Linked DNA regions of Homo sapiens: region 1 is linked to region 2. A link is a loop called in an ENCODE intact Hi-C map of the cell type or tissue named here. Cell type or tissue: B cell. All regions are shown on one strand.

What was found. Peaks named below come from ENCODE experiments on the same cell type or tissue, not always from the same donor. Only the 100,000 strongest peaks of a DNase experiment are listed, where the experiment ranks them.
Region 1: it touches region 2 in a loop (4-fold over the local background); 7 of 110 quality-filtered maps call a loop at or near these places.

Annotation. Positions count from the first base shown.
Region 1 is chr3:9,448,372-9,456,371 of GRCh38, reverse strand. It overlaps SETD5 (SET domain containing 5), which reads right to left. Exons shown (of 23, transcript NM_001080517.3): 16 at 7,742-7,984; 17 at 2,504-2,633. Among named protein-coding and RNA genes, the nearest start is that of SETD5, 55 kb to the right of the region's middle. In B cell, no CTCF peak of the experiment used is centred here; no DNase peak of the experiment used is centred here; H3K27ac peaks cover 1,199 bases.
Region 2 is chr3:9,349,229-9,357,228 of GRCh38, reverse strand. It overlaps a transcript of SRGAP3 not described here and the pseudogene PGAM1P4. Among named protein-coding and RNA genes, the nearest start is that of THUMPD3, 9.8 kb to the left of the region's middle. In B cell, CTCF peaks have their summits at 3,680 and 3,883 (motif pointing left); DNase peaks (open chromatin) are centred at 2,948 and 3,868; H3K27ac peaks cover 2,189 bases.

The DNA.
Region 1 (8,000 bases), 99 kb before region 2:
CTCCCAAATAGCTGGGATTACAGGTACGTGACCAGGCCCAGCTAATTTTTGTATTTTTAGTAGAGACAGGGTTTCACCATGTTGGCCAGGCTGGTCTTGAACTCCTGACCTCAGATGATCCGCCCACCTTGGCCTCCCAAAGTGCTGGGATTACAGGTGTGAGCCACCAACGCCTAGCCTCAGAGACTTCTAGTAACATCATATAGTTAGTAAAGGGGACAGCTGGTTTTCAAGTAAAGGTCTGTTTGATTTTTTCTATTATAGAAATCCTTTCCCCTTTCTTAATGTCTCTTTGGTATTCTTGAAAAAAACAAAAGAGAGCCAACAAATAAAAGTAATTCCTCAGAATTTATGCTAATTTTGTAGCAATATAACTTGCGCATTTGACTGCTGCTTGATTTTTAAAATCAAATATTTTCCTACATTGCTTTTTAAGGGCAAGGTGTGTCCTGTGAGTGTTTCTCACTGTTAGACTAGGGCAGAAGCTCAACAATAACAAAAAAGGCTGGTGACTAGGAATCCTAATTTCCTTCCAACCAGGGCATGTGATAACAAAGACACTTTTCCTATAATCCTTTGCTAGTCAGGATGTGAACTGCTATGCAATCTCCTGTTCCCAACCTTAACTATACACATGCATTAACACACACACCAGATAGATACACAAACATGATAGTCTATTTCAGCTAAGTTATATTCTTACTAACACCTTAAAAGCTGTTAAAAAAGAAATAATACAAATGGAAATCTGGTACCAAGATTTCTTTATACTATTCATATTTGACTAAATATCCCTAATTTTTGGTGAATACTAGAAGAAAATATTTTAAATAAACAGTATAATTTATCTTTCAGATAACTGGAATTTTATTATCCTGAGGTATATAGGTGGTAACTTATGAGGTATAATCTAATCTAGAGACAAAAGAATAAACTAAATCCATAATTTAAAAAATGGCAATTCACAGCCAGGCATGGTGGCTCATGCCTGTAATCCCAGCACTTTGGGAAGCCGAGGTGGGCGGATCTCCTGAGGTCAGGAGTTCGAGACTAGCCTGGCCAACATGGTGAAACCCCGTCTCTACTCAAAATATAAAAATTTGCCGGGTGAGGTGGCGGGCGCCTGTAATCCCAGTTACTCGGGAGGCTGAGGCAGGGAGAATCGCTTGATTCTCCATTTCAAAAAAAAAAAAAAAAAAAAAAGAAAAAAAGAAAAAAAGGCAATTCACGTTTTCTGAAATAAAATCTAAAAAGAAGTAAAATCCAAATGAAGTAAGAACTTTAAGAAAAGTTCTGATTTTAGTTGCAATATCTGCTACTAAAAATTTATCTAATTAAATTCAAGTTCATTACATTTATTCAGCAAGTTGGTAAACAGGAACAATGAAGTGGGTTTTTTATGAAAATGTGAAATATTCTGTTTGTTGCAACCTGAAAGGTTGCTTTAGCATCTAATTTACTTTGGTATTTTGATTGTCTAATATTTAAAAAACTGATTTAGAGAAAAGTTATGAAAATCACAAAGAACTTTTCAATTAAGCTGATATTTGCAGGAGAAACTGGTAAAAAGATTGTCACAAAATACATTAAGATATCACAAGTGCTTTCAATTACATCCTTTGCAAGTCACTGTCAAAACCAATGGAACAGATGATTTTTCATTGACATCTAGTTTAAAAATGCACAAAGACTTTAGATTTAAAGCTGTCTTAAAAAATTTGTTTTTTTTTTTTTTTTTTTTTTTTTTTTGAGACGGAGTTTCATTCTTGTCGCCCAGGCTGGAGTGCAGTGGCGTGATCTTGGCTCACTGTAACCTCCACCTCCCGGGTTCAAGTGATTCTCCACTGCCTCAGCCTCCTGTTTAGGGAGGGATTACAGGCACCTGCCACCACACCCAGCTAATTTTTGCATTTTTGGTAGAGACAGGGTTTCACCATGTTGGCCACGTTGGTCTCGAACTCCTGACCTCAGGTGATCCACCCACCTTGGCTTCCCAAAGTGCTGGGATTACAGGTGCGAGCCACAGCGCCCGGCTGTTCTTTTAAAAATTGTATGCTAATTATACAAGCCCCTTTGAAAACAATCAATTGATAATAATTTTTCACTTATTTCATTCATCCCCTGCTCCCTCAACCATGTCCCACCCAACTTAATCACTCAGAATTTTAATTCTTTCCTGAATATTAGTGTTCCACCACTTTCTTGCCCTTGCCCCATCTTATAAATATGAATATAAATTTCCTAAACTTACTACTTTAAATGTATCTAACCTTTTTTATAACCATTTCTGCTGTTATCTGTACACTGTCTAGTCCTTCTTTGTCGTCCTGGGAAAACTGATCCCTGACTTGAGATCTCTCTCTTCCTCTGTAAAGACAGATGTAAAGTAACTATTTAGAAAACACGCCATTTCTTTTTGTATCAGAAATACTCATACTTAAATTTTTTATGCAGACCTGAAACAATCATTGGTCATATAATCAGAAAGGTTTTAGATACGTACCTGCATTGTCTTTGCAGATACTAGAAGAGCTACTATTCTCATTGCTTTGGTATAGGTGCTGAGTTCTAGTCTCTTGGGGTACAGATGATGTTTGAGTCATCCCTTCTTCTAAGGCTTGTTTTATCCAGCGCTATAATTGAAAAGAACCAGAGAATTATCAATAATTATCTAAAACTATTTAGTGCACCTGTTTTAAATGTACATCAACTGGTGAGTGATACAATTCAACACACTAATTCAGTTACACAGTCAAGCATTTTATTGTCTTGTGTCTCAGCATATTGGAACATTGTCCTATCAATTCCTTTTAACTGAAAAACTTGAGGAAATCTGGATTACATATAATGAGATCCCATCAAAAGACAAAAACCAATAAAAAATGACTGCTATTCAACTTTTCATACCATTTGGGATGGTGTAAAATGGCAAGACTGAGGAAGAAATCTTAACATTTATTTAGGAGAGACTGTGATCGTATAGAATAAAACTAATATATAAAATAAGCGCCTAGAAGGAAGATAAAGATCTCTTAAAAGTTGTCTGCCCCGTGCTAGAGACGTGTGAAGAGGTAATAAAAAAGATTCATTGGAAGATTTTGGATGAGGATTAATAGCTCTTCACTACAGGTACCAAAAGCGTTTCCAAAAGGTTTATTTCAAATGAAATAACCTATGGGACTCCCCCCTCCAACAAGTAGTTTGGTTAAATTATGCATGAGTAATGCAAATCACGAAATGAGCTTCAGTAGAAATCAAAAAAAAGGGAAAAAGTCAAAAAGAAGACCTATCAGTCACAAGTTTTTGGTAGTAAAGATTAGAATAATAAACTGACAAGAAATAAATTTAGGCCAGATAGTAAACCTGCAAAGATTAGGATAATAAGATTATGTATCCTGTGGAAGACAGAAAATTTCTTACCTGTAATTGTGTTCTCTTAAGATATACAGTTGTAGGTTGCTCACCACTCTGTGGCTCTCCTGCCCTGACATAAGACAGATCGAATTTTGATAAACATCAATTTCTGAGTAAGACCCTCCCCCAATAGGAAGAGCAAAGGTGAATTATTATAATTTATACCTTTAGAGAACATGTATTACAGGTAAGTAAATACTCTCTTCACCAGAGAGCAATTCTCATAGATTTTCCCTCTTAGAAACCTAGGAAACAATCCACAAAAATTTTACCAAAAAAAAAAAAAAAAAAAAAAAAATCTTACATCATACAAATGTCATTGTGGCTGGCCAAATGAAAGCAAAACTGAAACTGTAAACCTGTAAACACTTGGAAGGAAGAGTGAACAAGGATATAAAAAAGAGCTCTCAATGGTAATTTGAATCACGTAAACATTTTAGGATACAACCAGGTCTCTGAAAAGCAAACACAAAAACAAAATAAAAAATCCGAAGAATGAACTATCTTAGATACAGAATAATGATGTAAAGATGAATTGTCAGAACCATACATATAGCCTTAAAGCTTAGAAGAGAACTTAGAAGTCATCTTGTCCAAAGCACTCATTTTATAAATGGAAAAATTAGGCTCAGGAGTGAAAAATCTTTTGTTATGGCCACCTTTAAGTTTTTCTTTTCAAAGCAGAAAACACTCATTTGGGGTCACTAAGCTTTCCTATCTGAGTAATTTTTTAATATTTCCAGGGTCTAGTAGATGTACTTGTAAAATAATTTACATTCTGGATCTGATGACTACAAAAAGGGAACATAAAATCAGAACAGGAGTATTCTAGAAGAAAGATGCTACCATGGTTAGCTATGAGGTGAAACACAGCAAATACAATCAAACCTACTCCTCCAGGTTCTGTTGTATAATTTTACAATATTTCAGGACTCATATAAAAAAGGAACATGGACATTTGTTTGTATCTAACAAGATACAATTAACCTCATGGATAATAAGTTAATTTTAGATGCACCTACTCAGCAAGTTGTTAAAATCAAAAGAACATTTCTCCCTTCTCTGAACCTCTATTAAAATATATTGCAAAGGAGTTTTCTGGGAGGCTCAAAGATGGATAAATATTTTAAAGGTCTCGCTATTATGGCGAAAGAGCAAGGAAGCAATACAGGTTTTGGAGTCCAGAAGCCCTGGCTTGACACTTGGCTGTGAGGCTGGGCTCAGTAGCTCGTATCTGTAATCCCAGCAGAATGTGAGGCCAAGGTGGGCAGACTCCTTGCACTCAGGAGTTTGAGATCAGCCTAGGAAACACAGCAAAACCCTGTCGCTACAAAAAATATGAATATTAGCCAGGCGTGGTGGTGTGCCTGTGGTCCCAGCTACACGAGAGGTTGAGGTAGGAGGACCATTTGAGCCCAGGAGGTCAAGGCTGCAGTGAGCCTGTGATGATGCCACTGCACTCCAGCCTGGACAACAGTGAGACCCTGTGAACCCCTACTATCCCCCACCAGAAGAAATCTGGCTGTGTCACTTATTAGCTGCTTCACTTTGGACAAGTTACCAAACATTTCTGAGACAAAGCTTCTGGATATATAAATTTAGGACAATGATCCCAATTTCATGCATGGTAAGTGAGATAATGTATGTGAAGAAAGCTTATAGTACAGTACTGAACACTGAGCAGATTTTCACCGAGTCCCGGTTCAACTAAATTTCAATGCTATGTTTGGAGATTTACAGATAATGCTCCAGTGTATAAAATGAAATATTAATTATCAATGCAAAGCACACTGTTTCATTATCAGTCAGACTGGTTTTTCTAAGAAGTCTGGAGACCAAATGCCCTATACACATTGTGTTTAGAAGAGGAGTTTAGAGAGAACAAGGTGAAACACTACTGAGAGCCTTGTTGGCCACTTATAAATGTTTTTAAAATACCAACTGAGGAACTAAAAAATGCAAAATGCTTCTTAAAAACTATGATTCAATTTAGAAACTCTAGGGATATCATAAAATGTTCTGTCAAATACCTGAACTCCTCTTCTTTTCAGAAGTTGCAGAATAATAATGATAAAAATAAAAATAAATAGCATAAGAATCTGAGTACAACTATACAGATACAACTTTAATTTGTCCTATACTGGTAAGTTTTTAACTTACAAGGCCAGGCCCTTACCTCTTTAGTGAGATATGAAACAGTGAGCCTATTAGAAATATACATTGTTCTAAATAATCCCATGGAGGGTTTTCTTATCTATCTGATTAACTTATACTCTGAGGGATTTTCAGAATTTTATTACAATTTTGTTGAATAATGAAAATGTTCTTAGGTTCTGCATTAGGTAAGTCCTTTCTAACCAATATTAGGAGATATTAGAAGAAGACCAATATTAGAAGAAGAACTCTTCTTCACTGCTATAAAGCCAAATTCTATTCTAGCTAAAACATTCCATTTCATTTTATTTTGCCTCATAAAAAGCTGTATTTTAAAAAATAGAATCTTGATATGTGAACAGCACACAATAAAGCAATGACTTAAACAGTTTTTAAAGATCCTATTTAAATAGTCTTGTTATGATAATCCTGTGTATGCAGCCTAAACTCTTCCTAAAGACTAACCATGACACATAGATAAAAGTGCTTGAGTAGAGCCTGTATAAATGAGATTAAGGATAGTCAGATACACTTGGAGAATATAACAGGGACTTGTGTTAAATGGAATTTCTATCTGTTGCCCGTAGAAATTTAAGGATGTGCTATAGATACAAGTATAAAAGCAGAACCAAGTTAAAAAAGCTTAAAGAAATGCATTTTCTACCAGATCTGAAGTTACAGTCCTAGACACGTTTTTGGTTTTCGTTAAGTCTCTGCTAGTTGGAAAAGATGGAAACAGAAAGACTGCAACCCAGCATTAGAATTATCAAGAAGGAATTTCAATTCAAGAGCCTAGTTCATATTATTTGCAGCTCAGACTTCATTACTTATCTGTAATAAATAATTGCCTACACTCCTTAAAGGACCAAAATAGGAGATTGTACGACCTGGCTTGATAAGATGCTTCAACAGTTAACATCCTTAGAAATGGTCAAATTTCTCTTTAGGAATTCTACGAGCGTTTCCCCGAACAAACCAATGAGTGATTCCAATGTTTAGGTAAGATGTGCAATTAGGAAAAGACTTTCTGCAATGTGCTGCTCATTCAGCAGTAGTGTCCTTCCTTTTTGCAGATTCCTATTGCCCTCCTCCCCTCCATATCCCACACCACTTTGGCTCATCTTTCATGCCCCCCTCCCCCGGAGAAATAACTTCTGTTCTTTGGGGAAAGAGAAAAGCTTTTAAGTTTGGAGGAGTCAGGGAAGACCTGCCTGGAGTTGGAGACTTCATCACATCAAATAATCTACATGCAGCATCCTCATGTACGTGATGCCAGTGGAGGAGGGCAATGGCAGACACTGAGGAAGGCAGCCTGAATCCAGATCTGAGGATAAGAGAAAAGGGTGTTCCAGGGAACAGACTCTACCTCAAAGGAAGACCAAATGAAAGGGTGTCCTATACTTCTAGAAACATGGAAAACGACATCATAGATCTGAGGGAGTGATCTATTCCTAAGAGACACCTTTGGAAAATATGCAGGGCTTCTGGGAATTAAGAAAGAGCATTCCAAAAACACCACCAAACGCTACTGCCACTAGATCCAAAAACAGTAAGTAACTGGAAAGAGGAGAAAGAGGCAGAAACAGAGAGGGAAAGAGAGTCTTTTAGGGTAGATTCTGTATTCTCTTGGAATAAACAGTCCGACTTGTCATTTGATCAAGGAACAGGAATTATGCCAATTACAATAGGATTTTTCCTCTAATTTCCTTCAAGTGATGATAGTGGATAATAACGGTTGAATTGATTCAAAACAATTTAATTTTTTTCATTTATGCAACAGTGTTCTAGAGGACCCAGGGCCTAATCTCACACAATAATCATAAATGGACATGTTAACCCATATCACAAGAGCACACACAAAACATATCCGTCTCTACCCAGTCATCCACTGCTGTGTGCTCTCACTCAGGAACCTCAAGGGTTCTCAGAAGAGACATCAGTGACCAGTCACAAATCTGAGCACTAAAAATGCAGTACATTCATTCCACCACAGTCTCACAGACTCTTGATGAATCAGTATTTATGGCTGAACAACTAACTCATTATAAACTCACATGGGCAGAGTGGCTATCTAGAGAACATTTTATTTATGTCATGATGATAGGAATCTTAGGCTTAAAAAAATAAAGCACACACACATAAACACAACACACACACAAAAACACAGACATACCTTCTTACAGGAGCTGAATGTGCCATCAGGCAGAAGGGGCCTTCGACGTCTCTCAGGGATAAAGGGTGAGCCAAAGCGAATGTAGTGTTTGGGGGTGGTGCAAATTAACGGGGAATGGATAAGACCTGGTAACATGTTTAGGGTCGTTGCCAGTACAGTTGGATCCGTTGTGATACGTAAAGGGCACTCAACAGGGCACTCTTGCTTCTCTGCTTTGTCATTCAACCATTCTGTAACTAGATACTAAGGTAAAAAAGAG
Region 2 (8,000 bases):
CTGTTGCCCAGGCTGGAGTGCAGTGGTGCGATCTCAGCTCACTGCAGCCTCTGGCTCCCAGGCTCAAGCGACTCTCCCACCTCAGCCTCTGGCTCACACCACCATGCTTGGCTAATTTTTGTACTTTTAGTAGAGATGGGGTTTTGCCATGTTGCCCAGGCTGGTCTTGAACTCCTGAGCTCAAGTGATCTGCCTGCCTTGGCCTTGCAAAGTGCTGGAATTACAGGCATGAGCCACCACACCCACCCCCCAAAATAAAATAATATAAAAAAATACAAATTACAAATATTAGAGACAAACTAGCAATAATGAGATTTTCTTGACATAATGAGAGAGATTAAGTCATCAAAAGAAAATATTCTCTTGACCTGATTTGGTGTTATTTAATGCCTATCTTTGTACTATCTAAAATCATGTCCCAGGCTGGGCACAGTGGCTCATGGCTGTAATCCCAGCACTTTAGGAGGCCGAGGCAGGTGGGTTGCTTGAGCTCAGGAGTTTGAGACCAACCTGGGCAACATGGCAAAACCTCATCTCTACAAAAAATACAAAAATTGGCTGAGCGTGGTGGCTCACGCCTGTAATCCTAGCACTGTGGGAGGCTGAGGCGGGCGGATCACGAGGTCAGGAGATCGAGACCATCCTGGCTAACACGGTGAAACCCCATCTCTACTAAAAATACAAAAAAATTAGCCGGATGTGGTGGCGGGCGCCTGTAGTCCCAGCTACGCAGGAGGCTGAGGCAGGAGGATGGCATGAACCCGGGAGGCAGCACTTTCAGTGAGCCCAGTTTGCGCCACTGCACTCCAGCCTGGGCGATAGAGCGGGACTCTGTCTCAAAAAAAAAAAAAAAAAAAAAAAAAAAAAAAATTAGCTGGCCATGATAGTGCATACCTGTGGTCCCAGCTACTTAGGAGGGTGAGGTGGGAGGATTGCTTGAGCCTGGGAGGTGGAGGTTGCAGTGAGCCAAGATCGTGCCATGGTATTCCAGCCTGGGTGACAGTGAGATCCTGTCTCAAAAAAAAAAAAAAAAAAAGAAAAAAAAGTCCCATAAACAGGTCTCACGGTTCAGGAAATATCTCTCTATCCCATGTTGTTCACCGGTAGTATGTTACTGTGGTTTGAATGTGTGCCACCAAAGTTCATGTGTTTGAAACTTAAGCCCCATTGGAACAGTGTTGAGAAGTGGGATCTTTAAGCTGTGATTAGATCATGAGGGCTCTACCTAGATGAATGAATTAATGCTGTTATCATGGAAGTAGGTTAATTATTGCAGGAGTGGATTCCAGATAAAAGGATGAGTTTTGCTCCCTTCTCCCTCTCATGTGTGTTCTCTTTCCCTTCTGCCTTCTGCCGTGGGGTGACATAGCAAGAAGGCCCTCACCAGATGCCAGCACCTTGACATTGGACTTTCCAGCCTCCAGAAATGTGAGAAATAAATGTCTTTACTTTATAAATTACTTGTGTTCTAATGGAAGAAACAGATAATACAGAAAATATATACATCACATTTCTGTGGTAATAAGCATTAGGGAGAAAAATTAAGCAAGGTGGTTGGTGGACGGTGCTGGAGAGGTGGAGGAATATGTCTATTGTATGTCAGGTGGTCAGGTAAAGCCTCTTTGATAAGGTGACAAAGTAGACCCTGAATGAAACAACAGAGCAAGCTATTTAGATAGCCAGGAGGGGAGCATCCCAGGCAGAAGGCCTCAGCATATTCAGCAGGGCCTAGGAATAGCCAGGTGGCCAGTGAGGCTGCAGAGGAGTGAGCAGGATAGAGGTGGAAGAGAGATGGGATGGATACATCGTAGAAGTCAGTGTCTCACAAATTATCACCGTGCCTGACCAAAACAAACGAACAAACAGACAATCACTCTGGCTGCTGCCTGGACAATGTTAGGGAGCAGGAATGGAAGCAGTTACTAGGTGATTTCATTGGTCCAAGTGAGAGATGATGATATCTCAAACTAGGATATTAGGGGTGGGTGTGGTGAGAACTGTCAAATTCTGGGGTGTTTTGAAGGATGGGCTGTCATTGCTGGTGTTTTAGATTTGGGTTTGAAAAGAAAGGAGAGGAAGTTTGAGGGTCAGACTTAGCAGATTTGCTGGTTTAGAGTAACCATGTCCTGCTGACAGATGCATGGCCAAGAACGAGGCTAAACTGTCACAAAGTAAGTACAAGTGGGCACATATGCTCTTTATGGTTCTGGTTTATTACAAAGAAAAATGGTATGTTCGTTTATATCAGAAAGAACCAGATGACCTCCTTGGAAAATATTGACTAAAATGGATCTTGCTAGAAAATGCCAGTTTGAGACAGGTAACATTACATGTAGAAATTGAAGCCACTCATTTCTTTCTAACTGGAAGTAGTGGTTATATTAAACTAAAGAGTAAACAAGCATATGATTAAGTGTGATGATTCATATCAGATATAGTGACACAAATGAGGAGGAGCTCAGTGGTGCTTGTTCCCACAAACCTGGATATCTTTTTTACCTTAATGTCTTCCTATCCTTGCCTATTCTTTTTTTTTTTTTTTTTTTTGAGATGGAGTCTCGCTCTGTCACCCCGGCTGGAGTGCAGTGGCGCAATCTCGGCTCACTGCAAGCTCCGCCTCCCGGGTTCACACCATTCTTCTGCCTCAGCCTCCTCAGTAGCTGGGAGTACAGGCGCCTGCCACCATGTCCGGCTAATTTTTTTTGTGTTTTTTAGTAGAGACCGGGTTTCACCGTGTTAGCCAGGATGGTTTCGATCTCCTAACCTCGTGATCCACCCGCCTCGGCCTCCCAAAGTGCTGGGATTACAGGCATGAGCCACCGCGCCCGGCCTCCTTGCCTATTCTTAAAGTAAAACAAGGTCCTGGGTAGAAAGTCAGATAGCACAGCCACTCCCTTGCCCACCTTCTTCCTCTCCTGCAGAGAGAGGCAAGGACTGTTAGCCACTTCTGCTTTTCGTTTCTATGGTGATTACCTTCATGGCTCTAAAAGACACGTTTGTAGTGCCATTTCTTGCTTTTTCAATTTTTGCTATTATCTGCGGACTTTGTTATGGTACTTGAAGTTTAGCCTATTAACATTACCACCATCCTGTCGCCCCCTTCCTTCTTCTGCCATTATAGCTACAACCCAATGTAGTTTGTTCCTCTACATTAAATTTACCTTTTAAGTGTAAGGGATATATTAGTATTAAACATCTTCTTGTTCTGTCAGTTATGCACAGCATCTCTTGATCCCCCGCACTGTGAGACAAGGGTTTCATTGGCACTCCTGGCCTTTACCTCTCCTCCCTTCCTTGTACTCCCCAATCTATTTTGTTAAAAGAAGATCCCACTTGGCCAGTTGGATTCCTGTGGGGATGTAATTGAAAGAAGGATGCCCCTACACCTGCTTTTCATTCAGTACACTACTGAAATTCCATCTCCCCCAAGAAAACCTTTTGGGACCTCATTGAGAGATAAGAGATGTATCTATTAATATAATCTTATTAATGAAATAATAGCCTAGGAGTCCATGAACCTTTAACCCGAAGGACCTTTGTCCTGTCAGGTGTTAACAACTAGAGGGAAATACAATCAGCTTTGGCTGTGCTCTAAGCAAGCAGAGGCTTATTTACTTTTCCCGTGCCCTTTCAAGCCAAGGGCTATAAAACCGCTTTAGTAACATAACCCCTGTGAGAGCTTGTTGGTGGACTTAGTGCCATCACAGTAAATTTTCAAGAGAATGTATATGAAATTTATTCTTCTCCTTGAATTTCATGTTGATAAGTAAGTTGATTTAAAAGCAGCTCATTCGTTTGGAAAGGAACTGTATCCTTATAACTGAGATTACTGGAAGAAGGTCATGAGCTGGGGAATGCAGCACCCCTGCCACCTAGTGGTTCCTCCTGCTGAAACACTGCTTTTGCAAAGCACAGAAAACACAAATTGAGTTAGTATAGGAGTCAAATACAGCGAATGTCCTGAATCTGGGAAACTTCCATTCTCTCCTCCCTGTGTGATATCAGAGGAACGAAAAGAGCACTGACAAGGGAGAATGTTGTAGGTAAACATGGATAGCCATCAGGTCTCCTGCACAAAGGGGCAGCTGCAGGAAGCAGGAAGTGCAACAAATGAGCAAAGAAAGGGACAGGATCCCTCAGCAGTGGTCACTGCAGCAGCAACACGGTGCCAAAGGCAAAGCAGAATCACCAGCAAGATCAGCAGGGACAATGATGATAAAGCCACATAGGCTCAGCATCAACAACAGCCCTAGAGACTGTGGCCTTGGGACTGTAGTACTGCTTGATTCATGGTAAACCAATCAGGACACTCAGGGAACAACAACAGAAATCAGCATTTACAGAGCACATACTCAGTTGAGGCAGAGTTTTACCTGTATATCACATAATAGTCTATGGGGGTAGATATTCTTATTAGCCGTGTTATACAGGTGATGAAATTGAGGCTAACTAACTGGCCTAAAGTCACAGAGTTGATGAGACTTAGAGCCAAGATTCAAACGCACACCAAGGTGGCCTGACCCCAGCTGCAGAGCTCTTAACTACAGACATGCATTGCTAAAAGAAGGGGATATGATCCGAGAAATGTGCTGTTAGGTGATTTTGTCATTGTGTGAACCCATAGCCAGCTACACACTGTTAACAAAAGACCATGAGGCCAGGCATGGTGGCTCACGCCAGTAATCCCAGCACTTTGGGAGGCCGAGGTGGGTGGATCACCTGAGGTCAGGAGTTTGAGACCAGCCTGGTCAACATGGTGAAACCCTATCTCTACTAATAATACAAAAATTAGCCAGGCGTAGTGATGCGTGCCTGTAATCCCAGCAACTCAGGAGGCTGAGGCAGGAGAATCACTTGAAGCTGGGAGGTGGAGGCAGCAGTGAGCTGAGATCGTGCCACTGTGCTTCAGCCTGGGTGACAGAGTGAGACTCCATCTCAAAAAAAAAAAAAAAAAAAATGTCCATAACATCTGTGGAGGAAAAGGGGAGAGTTTTATTTTCTGTAAAAAACAATCTGCAGATTGGGGAAATGCAGCTTCAGGTGTAAAACAGAAGTGGGCTCTAAGCAGGGTGGAAAGTTAGAGATTATAAAGGCAAAAACTGCAGGACAGGGGAGGGTAATCAGGGGAGTCAGAAACAGAGTGTCGATTAGATGGCCTTAAAGCCCCAAATCACCAGTCTCTCTTAATTGGCTGGTTCCAGGTTGTCTGTTGGCAGGAGGTGGTCTTGTGGTGGTCAACTGGGGAATTCCCAGCTGCCGTTGTTTCCAGGAACTCTTCTTTGACTTGGTTGCAGAAAAACAGGTTTTGCAGCATTCTCTAAGGACACGAAGAGCTTGACTGCTCCCTCACCCTTCCATGGCCCCTTGGGTCTGTTTTTACTTTTGAGCCACAGAGAATCCATTTTGTCTGTTAACTGGGGGTATAATTTGACAACACCTAGGCTGTTTGATACAGCCTGTTGCTCCTAGGCTACAAACCTGACAGTATGTTACTGTATTGGATACTGTAGGCAATTGTAACACAATGGTAAGTATATGTGTATCTAAACATAAAAAAGGTACAGGAAAAATAGAGTATTATAATCTTATGGGACCACTTTTGTATATGCGGTCCATGCATTCACTAAAACTTTGTTACGCAGCACATGACTGTTCCAGGCTCTTCTTCTTCCCTCAGGGAGGAGGGAATATGGGGTTCAATCCCTCTAACTCTACTGACCTTATTGAGGGATGCTTGTGAATTGGGATCCCTTATTGAAGGATGCTTGTGAATTGGAACTCTAACGCGATTAAGATTGGTCCTAGATCTTCCACCAACTTGCAAAAGGATATTTAGCCTTTCAGGAACATTTTCTTTGACTGGAAAATAGGGATACAATGGTGACTATCTCATAAATTGCTGGGAAGTTTCACTGAGATAAGGTAAAATTTCTGGCACATGGCAAATGAAGTAGATTGCCTACAAAGGTTTTTCAACAATTCTTCTCATGGTTATAAGTACCACTATTGCTTTCTAGAAAAGGTGGTATCTCGGCTGGGTTTATGATTTACTTTGACCCCCTAGAATGTGGCAGATGTGTCACTGGCTAATTCCAAGTCTAGGTTGCAAGAGCCTCCTTTTTTCCTCTCTTGGACTGCTCTTGCCTCTATGTAAAGAAGCCCAGCCTGAACTCTTGCATGTTGAAAGACCACATGAAAAAAGAGGCATGAGGGAGCCAGCATCCTAGCAGAGCCCACCATCTGACTACAGTCACATGAGCAAGCCTAGGTGAGCCCAGAACTCACCTGCCAACCCCCGGGATGACAAGAAATAATAAATCACTGTGGTAAACTACTAAGTTTTGGGGTAGTTTGTTATGTAGCAAATAATAAGTTCTCAGTTAATGGTATCTATTAATATTATGGTTGGTGCTGGTGAGAAATTCAGCCAGCTAGCTGGCTCATCATTAGGCCACTGATTTTTTTTCCCTTTCACCAGAGTAGCTGGAAGAAAGAAGAGTTACATGTGCAAGTGAACACTGCTTATTACAGATGTGTCTGATCTCTTTATTAAAACAGAAAGACTATTCAGAAAGTCTATTCAGAAAGACTTTGTTAGCACCTCAAATTACCATCTACATTTGAAATAATGTGGAAGCATATTTCTTCAAACATAGTTACAACTCAGACTTTTCACTAAACCCATTGTACTGGGACCCTCCTAGCCATCATGTTGAAGAGTCTGAGGCATGGACAGGGACTTATCCATTTCATCCAGCATCTCAAAGCCCTGAAGATGATGCTTTACTCTAACCTTCTTCTCCTTTGCATTCCCCTCCCTAAATTATCTTTTTCTGTCCATACATATCCTTTCCCTCTCTCCTTGCCTTTCCTATCTCTTTTCTTTGTTGTGATGATTAAATAAGACCTTCCCTACTGAAATGTAAGCTCCAAGAAGGAGATTTTCATCTGTTTTGTTCTCTACAAAAATATTCTTTGCTTAGAAAAGTGCCTGGCACACACAAGGTGTGCAGTGAATATGTGTTGACTGAATTAAATTGTGCACGTAAAGCACTTAGGACAGTGTCTGACATAGAGTAGATGGCACTCAATAAATATAACCTATGGCAACTCAGGACTATAATAAATGAAATTATTCACATTTGTCTTTTTTTTTTTACAGATCACTCCTTTATTGTACAGATCAGGAAAAAGGATTTAGTACTGCTATGCTCAAATGAACACTGGGCCCATGTGTCAGGGCCAAGCAACTAGAACATGATTCAGAAATCAGTCAGAGAGAGACACACTTGGACAAGACCAAGAGGCATTTCATTGTCACGAAACAAGGTGGGGGAGGGATTCCAAAACACACAGCAGGAAGTACTTCTAACCCTCAGAGGTCAAGGAGCTTATTCCATGTTGGTATGAGGAATGGCTTATTTTCTGATGACCACATGTGGGACTATTTCAACTGCCACGAGAAATCCCAGAAGGATTATTGTTTTGTATTATTTATATATACTATACCTTTTTAAAAAAATAAAATAAATGTAACACATAAACTAAATTCAGGATTGATCCCAACCTTCTGGAGCCAGCTTCTCTGGGGTCAGGGAAGAAACAGTTGTCATATCACCATAGAGGTTATATTCATCTTCCACTGGAATGAATAGAGCCCCCAGGCAGTGGCTTAACAGGCTGTCTTGCTTCATTGGTCATGGCTTGGCATGGTTCCTCCCCACAAATCCTTAGTAAACAAAGCACTTGTGAAAACCCAGGTCACTACCTTTAAACTCTGTTGGACAAGAGGAGCTTTCCACAGCTTGGGCTGAGAAGCCTTGCCCTAGAAGTGCTGTTCTGACTAGATTGTATGAAGGGAGTGGGTGCAGGAGACAAAATGGCTAAAATGAAAATGGGAGCCACTGGTGCCCATCTGCAGCTACAGCTCAAGATGCCTACAGATGTGGTCAGTGTGACATGTGCAGGAGGGAGGGGCAGGGGGACGCGATGGGCAGGGA